Regions from separate parts of the Mus musculus genome. Here region 2 is linked to region 1. A link is a contact called in ENCODE Hi-C or POLR2A ChIA-PET data. All regions are on one chromosome and are shown on one strand. Each heading gives the region's core, a stretch centred on a gene start or an enhancer-like site at or near the end of the contact. The rest is flanking DNA. Distances are from core to core; before and after follow the strand shown. Region 1 holds the start of 2900060B14Rik (RIKEN cDNA 2900060B14 gene). Region 2 holds the start of Ralb (v-ral simian leukemia viral oncogene B).

The links. Hi-C counts contacts between places; a loop is a spot of excess contacts on that map. ChIA-PET counts read pairs that join two places held with the same protein, here RNA polymerase II (POLR2A).
Region 2: a map of T-helper 2 cell shows a loop between it and region 1 (4-fold over the local background). The contact joins the promoter of Ralb here to the promoter of 2900060B14Rik in region 1. A Hi-C loop is called at or near these places in 1 of 37 maps with a recorded cell type or tissue (T-helper 2 cell). POLR2A ChIA-PET finds 5 or more read pairs at or near these places in 1 of 5 experiments (embryonic stem cell).

The regions. Positions count from the first base shown.
Region 1 is chr1:118,457,219-118,461,672 of GRCm38, reverse strand. It overlaps 2900060B14Rik (RIKEN cDNA 2900060B14 gene), which reads left to right and starts at 2,408. Exons shown (of 1, transcript NR_027901.1): 1 at 2,408-3,004. Clasp1 (CLIP associating protein 1) reads right to left here. Exons shown (of 43, transcript NM_001359328.1): 3 at 1,794-1,872; 4 at 383-486.
Region 2 is chr1:119,502,802-119,507,255 of GRCm38, reverse strand. It overlaps Ralb (v-ral simian leukemia viral oncogene B), which reads left to right and starts at 2,474. Exons shown (of 5, transcript NM_022327.5): 1 at 2,474-2,679.

The sequences.
Region 1 (4,454 bases), core at 1,159-3,658:
TTTCTCAATTAGAGATCAATGGGGGAGGACCCCGGCATATTGAGGGTGGTGCCATCCTTGGGCTGGTAGTCCTGGGTTCTATAAGAAAGCAAGCCATGGGAAGCAAGGCAGTATGAAGTACCCCTCCATTCCCTCCGCATCAGCTCCTGCCTCCAGGGTTCCTGCCCTGCTTGAGTTCCTGTCCTGACTTCCTTCAATGATGAACAGTGCTGTGGAAGCATAAACTACTGAACAAAGCCTTTCCTCCCCAACTAGCCTTCTGCTCGGTGTTTGTTGAAGCAATAGAGACTAAAACAACCTCTAACCCATTAGCTTAAGAGAAACTAAGCCCAGAGAGTCGCACACACGGTTTGTGAAGACAGTCCCACTTCGCTTGGCCTACCTGGGGATTAGCAGCTTGATCCATGATCTTTAGCAGCAGGGTTTGGTCTTGCTCCCTCACGGAGTCTTTAGCATCTCCCAGTCTGTCTATTAGACTTGGCAACACTGGAAACCAAAATGGAAATGGAGTAAATGAGAATACATCTTGAGATCTGAGGTCACCCGCCGCTCATCTGCAGTTTGCTGGCCTAAGGTAGCTATTCCAAAGCTAGGGATGGGTGAGGACTGTGTCTATAATCTCTGCACTCGGGTCGTGGAGGAAGGAGAATCAGGAGTTCAAGGTCATCCTTTGCAGGCAATGTTGAAGACCAGCCAGTGGCACCCAGTGTGGGAGGGAGAGAGGGACCTTACGGTAGGAGGGCTCCCACAGCCCCAAAGTCCCCTGCAGCTGGGAGAGTGAGCCATTCTCATCAGGGGGTATGCATAAGGACTCACCTTATAAACATCCCTCAGCTACGCTTCTGCATGCAACCCTAGTGAGACTCGGTAGGTCATGGGAGGGGAAAGACAGGAATGTAGAAGGAGCTAAGTGGAGAAAGAAGGTATCAAGCAGGAGTGAGAGGGAAATAGAGGCAACTGTAAGAGTGGAGGTGTGGTTGAAATACACTGTAGGGAATGCCATGCTTGAAATGACATATGCAATGGAAACATTAAGCAACAGACCAGCATGCTTCAGTGGCATTGGGTACATTTTACTTATAGCATACAAAAGACACACAGCACACCCACACACTGAAGCATGGGCCAGCCCACCCATGTCTATTCCAACCCCGTTAGGCCTCTGGTGAGAATCCATGAGTCCTGAGCTAATGTAGGGGGGAAATGGAAAATGGTTCAAACATCAGATTCCTAACAGTAAGTTTCAGGATCCCACCATCCTTCTCAGTGAGCGCACTGACTGCAAAGCTACAGAAAAAGAAAAGGACAGACAGACACTGGTAATGAACACTAGTGGAGAATTCCAGCTGACACTGTGGCTCAGTGGTTATTGCTTGCTGGCATACAGAGGACATAGATTCTATTCACCCACTGCGCACACAAAAGGGAATCAAGAAAAGAGAATAGAGAAATTTGCTACTGAAACAGTTGTATAAACAGAATTGCTTAGTGTTTACATCGCCACCATGAAACACACTGATTTAGAGACATCTAAACGGTGGAAAAATCCAACTGGCTCCTTTTTTGTAGGACTTTTCAAAGAAAACTGAGTCTCCGAGGAGGTTGAGAGGACAATGCGTACTGGCTGGCATCAAGCTGATGTCTAAACTGGCATAAAAATCCTCAATTGGCAATATTATAATAATTCGGGTTTAGAGGGGAAGGTACCAGTTTAGGGGCGGTGAGGCCACGATGTGGGGTGAGTCCAGGGTGGGACGGAAGGATGAGAGCCTGCTATGCTAGCTAAGGCTCACCTGTGCCGATTTGCGCCTTGAACCGGTCCTGCAGCCTAGTCACCAGTGCCGACAGGATGTCCATGCCCAAGAGAACCACCTGCAACGCAAAGAAGCACAGCGTCAGCGGTGCAGTGGGATGGCGCTGACATAGCTGGTCCCCGCGGGCGCCCAGCGACTGGGAAGACTGAGCTGGCTGGTCAGGAAAGGGTACTCGGCACGGAAAAACCCGCTACCGTTTGGAAGAAAAACTCGCCGAAGCGGAACTCCACTGAAGCAGCACGACCTAGAGGAGCCTACTGCGGCCCCGCCCTCTCCTTGAGTTGCGTATGCAAATTTACCAGGTCGCACCCTCCCCCCAAATTGCTAACTCTAAGCCTCCCTCCGGCCCCGCCCAGAAAGGCGTGTATGCAAATTTTCAGACTTGTGACGCGCGGCCTTCTGGGTAAAGACAAGCAGGCTTCAGAAAGCCCCTTGGGAGTTTCAGAAAAACAGAAAGGGTATTCGACGTGGGAAGCAGCAGTCGAAGAAAATACTGTACACCGGGCAGGTTGGGGTAGGCCTCCTGCGGTGGTCACCGCAACCAAACCCGGACTTAGAGCTTTCTGGCTGCCGGGCGCGCGTGGTTGCAAGCAACCATCCTTTTCTTGGGGTTGCGCTACTGTCCAATGAACGCGTAGTGAGGGCAGTACTGCTAACGCCTGACAACACACCTGCATCGGTTAGAGCTCTGCTTTACCTTGGTGCAATTTTTGGAAAAAACCACAAAACCTCTCTTCCTTACCTAAACATTTAAAGATTAAAGTAGCCGCGTGTGTACTGTTGCCCTCCTCGCAGTTCCTTTATTGTATGCTAGAGGGCAGCCGGACAGTAATTACTGGAGACCAGCTTTCTCACCGCTGCCCTAAGACTGTGATACACTAAGAAGCGCTCCCTTTGGAAAATGTTGTAATACAGATAAAGGGTTCCGTATTTGGGTTTTCATCCAGCTTACAAGTAAATCTATATACTAATTCAAACACCAAGCCAGCACTGGGAGGAATTAGATACTTGAAAGTGTATAATTCTTTTGAGGCGCAGAGTCTATGTAGCCCTTAGCATGTAGCCCCTGCTGGCCTCAAACTTGTAGCTCCCGACTGCTAAAATTAAAGGCATGTACCACTTCCCGGGGCCCTTTTTTCTCCCAACTTTTAAAATAGTTCTATTTATGAGCATTTTCTTTAAAACAAAGCAAAAAAAAAAAAAAAAAAAAAACCAAAAAAACAAAAACAAACAAAGGTCTTACTTTTGAGCCACAGGATTTAAGTTTCCTTAGTTTGGCTTCCTTCCAAAGAGCACAGTAGGAATGGGAGGTAATTTTACAGTACAGAAACCTGACAAACTATTACCTCAGCCAGGTGACCAAGGTCAGCTTAAACAATGCTAAGTCATGCTGGTGATGTAAGCTTGGTATAATATAATGCACACTTCACCTCTGTCACAGTCTCTTTAAAGCCCACAAGCTGTGAGTAATCTCAAGGAAAATATGAGGGAAACTCAAACACCTGCCCAGTGCGTCGCTGTCAGGGCCAAAACCAAGGATACCGAGAAACTGCCACAGTGAAGACAAATTTTTTATAGTTTCTTAATTTGCCTGGGAAAAGGAAAATGACTTTTTCCAGATATTGTTTTGTTTTGTTTTGAAAGAACCAAATAATAAACAAACCAACTTAAGAGCCAAAGAATGGGCTCCATTGAAAGTTCAGTGTACATAGAGCAAGAGAAATTAAACAGGAAAGCTCCAAGTGCAGCCCAAGGAAGCAAAGGGTTAGAGACCCCCAAAGCGCAGGTGCACAGCAGAGACAGATGCTCTGACAGACAGAGCAGTGGTAAAAAGCAACAGCTGACAATCACTATAGGCTACTACAAAGGAAAAGGGAGGGAGGGAGGGAGGGAGAGAGCAAGGGAGGCAGGGAGTGACAGCACAAAGAAATAGGAACTGCACACTGCTGTTGGAGATGCAAAATGAAAATCAGTGTGCAAAATGTCTTCAGAAAATTAAATAGAACTGAACTGTATGATCCAGCAATTCTGCTCTGGATGTGAACACACGGAGGTAAAGCAGGCTCAAGGGCTCTGCGTGCTCATGTCCGTGGCAGCAATTCTACAGTAAGTATGGAAACGCTCGCTCAACACATGGTCTTATCGCTCCAGTCCTCTAGCCTTCCTATCTACAACTGTGCTTTCACAGTTTTAGCTATCACAGCAAACAACAGTCCCAAAGTAACACATGAAAATTCCTGAAGTAAACAACTTATTGAATTTAAATTGTGTGCTATTCTGAAAGCACAGTACACGATCACACTCTACTGCTCAGTCCCACTCAGAAATGAGAACCATCCCTCTGGCATCCGGCATCCAGGCAGTATACGCTGCCCTCCACGAATCACTTGGCAGTCACACTGCAGCTCTGCTGGGAGACAGAGTGAGCTTACTTGCAAATGTTCCCAAAGCACAAGAGTGACACTGACAATCTGGGCATGCCAAAGAGAAAGTATTGGGACTACAGGGTGTAGCTCCACACCTGGCTTCCTCTTCAGCAAGGGCTTCACAGCCTCGTGAATATGTGCAGAAACACAAATAGTAAGACATTCAGCACAAGGTGGTGGGCTCCCTCCTACTGACTACAAACCGGAAGGCAGT
Region 2 (4,454 bases), core at 1,225-3,724, 1.0 Mb before region 1:
AATTCATCAAACAGCACAGAAGATGCCCACGGTGCTCAGCACGTACTTCTGAAGGAGGGAGTGTCTAGAACCTTCTTCCCATGGCATCAGCAGGTTAAATGGTTCCCAGGGGGCCCTACTGGGCATCACATATTCTTGCTTCTGAGACCCTGGAGAAGGAGCATGGAGAACAAGGGCCCCACCTGAGACCTGTCACGAGCCATCTCAGCACCCTTTCCACAGCAGGGCACATGTCCTGTGCGAGAGTCACTACACAGAGTGCTGTTTCTGTGCCTGTCGCTCTCTGGTGGGACTTGGAATGTCTAGACCTTGAACAAGACTCTTAGGATGGGGTCCCAGTGTAACTCATGAATTCCAGGAGTAGAGCACGCATCAGCCTTTTCAGACAGCCCAGTGCATCCTGTGTGGAAGGGACAGGAACAGCTGTAACACACTCCAGGAAAGGTGGGCCACAGCCTCGGGGCTACATGGAGGTGGGAGGGGGCAAGACCAGGGAAATTCTGGCCTGTCTGGTAAACCAATTCTTGACTCTGTCTCCTGAAGCGTCATTTCACGCGTGGACAGATTATTGTCTAAGCTTGCATCTGATCATCGAGGCTTGCCTGAGGAGGAAGTCGGGACATGCTGCAGCCTTCACGATGGCATCTGCTGCCCCTCACCGTGGTAGTCTGCATTTGTGCTTTTCTCATTAACTCTGTGTGTAACCTCATTTAGCCCTGTGTACCTACAGCTAGAGGTATTGCTCCTACTGGCTAGCTGGGATCAGAGGTGCATGGAGGCTGAGTGCTCTCTAATTACATGACTGCTGGTTACGTGGAGGAATTCTCCTTCAGCCCATACTTCCTGACTCTGTCAGACTTCAGTGTGATTCTCCCAGGTTATGAACTCTGCAGAGAGCTGTTTGAAAGTGCCTCCTGTACAGTCTGGAGAGATGACTCAGCAGCTAAGAGCACTTGTTGCTTCTGTAGAGGACCCAAGTTCAGTTCCCAACACCCATACGATGGTTCAGAACCCGTAATGCCAGTTCCAGGGGATCCGTACCCTCTCTTGCAGGCACTCAGCACCCATGTGGTGTACATAGATTCAGTGCAGGTAAAACACCATGCACATAGCCAGGCATGGTGTTGCATGCCTTCAATGCCAGTACTAGGAGGCAGAGACAGGCAGATCTTTATGAGTCTGAGGCCAGCCTGGTCTACAAAGTGAATTCCAGGACAGCCAGGGCAGTCACACAGAGAAACCCTGTCTCACACAAAAAACAAAAAACAATAAAATAAGACCACCCCTCCCCTCCCACCACCACCCCCCAAAAAGAGAAAGAAACCCCCATGCACATAAAATAAATCTTTTTTTTTAAGAGCCCTGGCAGTTTTTCTTTCTTTTAAATTTGCGTGTGCAGAGGGAGGAAGGTTGAGAGAGAGAGAGAGAGAGAGAGAGAGAAGAGGGAGTGCACATCAGAGGACAACTTGAGGGAGCCAGTTTTCTCTTCCCATTATGTGGTTCCCAGGGGTCTACAGGGGTCCAAGTCTGTTGAGGCTGTGGGGCTTGTCTCTGCGGGTGTCTTTACCCCTCCAGCCACCTGCTAGCCCAGGGAGACTTGGCTTCTCCTTATGCTGTCAGTGGGAGGACTAGGTCTGTTAGTTGCTGGTATGGAACCATTTAAACAAAGCACAAAAGCCTCTGATATAATATACAAGTATCCTAGTTTAGAATTATCAGCAAGAATAATTACACAGTGCGGGCTACGGTTATCACTGTTTCCCTCCTTAAAGATCAGAAACAAACGTTGAATTATTAATTACCATACAGTGAAAAGCACCAGTTCGTACGGGTGGGTGGGGTATCACACAACTGTGGCAGTGAGAAGTGGCTAATGTTCAGCTGGGAAAATCAACCCTAGTCGAAAACGCGTAAGAAAATAAGCTCCTGAGCGTAGGAGGGTGATGAAGGGCAGCCTGCAGCTTGTAGTTCTTGCCGCTGGCTATAGCTAGGGTTAGGGTTCCTGACCTGGCCTGTGACCTAGGTCAAATTAATAGCTGTAATTCCTTTACTAGTAGGGTGTCATGGGCGAAGCTAGAGGCGATGCCACCTGGAGTTTCCAGTCCCTGACCAAGGGTCTTCAAAGCTGCTTATCACCTTCCACACTAGGGCGCAGGCCACACTTGGCCACACAGTCCTCCTCATTGGCTTCTATCAGCTCAGTCTTTCTTGGCTTTTTCACAACTCTGGCCTGGCTCCGGCTTCCCCAGGAGTGCACCCGCCCACGCCCCGGCGTCCCCAGACCAGTTCCCAAGCTCTGCCACTGCAGCAGCGGTCACGTGCGCGAGTCCGGCTGGGGAGCCGAAAGGAAGGGGGAATGGGTGGGGCCGTTCCGTGGGTGCCACGCCCACACACTCAATGTGTTTTCTCATTGGTGAAGGTTTGGAAGTACCTCTTCGGATTGGTCAATAGGCGTGGCCTCGGAGAACGGAAGGGAGGGCTGCCTCTGGAGAGGACAGGGTTGCCGGGCGGACAGCGGGAACGCGCTCCGGGGGGTGGGGACGCGCGAGCTCACCACTCCTCAATGACAAATCGACTGGGGACAGCTGGGGTCCGGCCCCAGGACGGGGCGGGGCGCTCGTGAGAGCGGCGATTCTGGTTGTGCGCATAGCCAGAGCGGCGGTGGGACGGCTCCCCCAGGTAAGGATGCTGTGCCCCGCAGGGGACCGCAGACGAGGGGTGCGCCCTAGGATAGGGAAGTGAGTACGCTCTCCGCGCGATTGCAGGCCTCCTAGTTCCACGTTGGGAGGGAGGGACACGTCTCATGAAGGACAACGCCCCGGACTGCGCCCCGCTTGGCTTGAAAGGTGTCTTTTGGGAAAGCCGGAGAGACTCCCAGCCGGATCTGGGGGTGCTGAGGACATGGGGGAGGCGCCCCAGTTTCTCTTCCCTTGCTGCCTGTCCTTCCCTTTTTCCACAAATGGCCACTTCCTGCCTTTTCGGGCCTCCCTCCTGAGTTGGTCCACTTCCTCCGTCCCTTTCAGATCCATAAAATGTTGCCCAAACTTCTTTCTTAAAGGTAGGAACTTGTACTTTGGGTGACCTGGGAGCTGGGTTCAAGAAGTTTGTAGGGATTTGTTGGTTGTGAATTACTTTTTGATTCTGTCTTCCAGTTGCCTTTCAGAGTGTGACTAGCATCAAAGGTGGTTTTTAGAAGCACCGTGGCTTGAAGGGTTTTCCTGACCCGGTTCTCTGAGCCAAGTCAGCTCGTGGCTCAGACTTGCTTGTGGCCCAGACTTGAGTGTCCCCAGAGGGCGCGGCACCCACAGCAGGGTCCTTTTTCCTAGAGTTCATTTCCAAGTGAATCCTGGAATCTAGGGATTGGTGTTACCAGGGTGTTCTGGAAGAGGGTCTGGAATGGACTGATAGTTCTTACCCTCACTTGCCTTCAATCCCTGAAGAACAGAGATCCTCTCGCTCTGGCTCTGCTTTCATTTCCTAACCACCTTTCTTAAGTTTGGGTTTATTGAATGATCAAGGCTTATCCTCAGAGGGGCAGGGAGTGTGCTTTGGATGTGCCAAGTGAAGATAGTTTTAATCAGAGCAAGAATCTTACATGTTAAGTCTCAGAACATGTCAAAGTGGCGCCGCTTAAGCCTGGATTGAGGTGGTGAAATTGTGAGAGCCATAAAGGGAGGTGCTGAATATTGAGAAGGAGGTGTGAGCCAAGGTTGATCCTGGTTTTGGAACTTTGTGTGTATGAGACATGATCTTTTGTAGCGCAGGCTGGCCTGGAACTTGATAGATAGCTAGAGTGACCTTGAACATGTGACGTTCCTGCCTCTACCCCTTGAGTGTTGTGATAACTGTATTCTACCATGCCTGGTCCATGCAGTGGTGGGGCTGGAACTCTGGGCTTCCTATATGCCCAAGAACTCTACCAGCAGAGCCAAATCCCCAGCCTGGTTCTGGAATTTTCTTAGTGCCGTGGTCTAGAGGAGGCCCTTTGTCTTCTCTGAGCTCTGAAAGAGTTGGCTGCCCACCCCCACTGTCAGCTTCCAATCCAGTAGGCAGTGTTTAAGGTGTGGGAGTGGGCATGGTTCTAGGATTCCATGAAATGCCCCCCTGCTGAAGCTGTGATGTGTGTGTGTGTGTGCATGAGTGTATGAGTATATATGTGTATGTGTATGCATTCTTGTAATTTTATTTACATGTGACTATGCAAATATCTGTATATATGTTTGTATTTTTTAGATTTATTTTTATGTGTGCATATGTGTGGGACAGGAACCCTTGGAAGCCAGAAGAGGGCGTGGCTGGGATTCCCTGGAGCTGGAGTTACAAACTGTTGTGAGCTGCCCTGCATGGGCCCTGGGAACCAAGCAGGCCTCTGGAGGAGTAGCAGATGCTCCTAATTGCTGAGCCGTCTCCCCAGCCCCCACCAGGTTACTTATGGTGTGTGTGTGTGTGTGTGT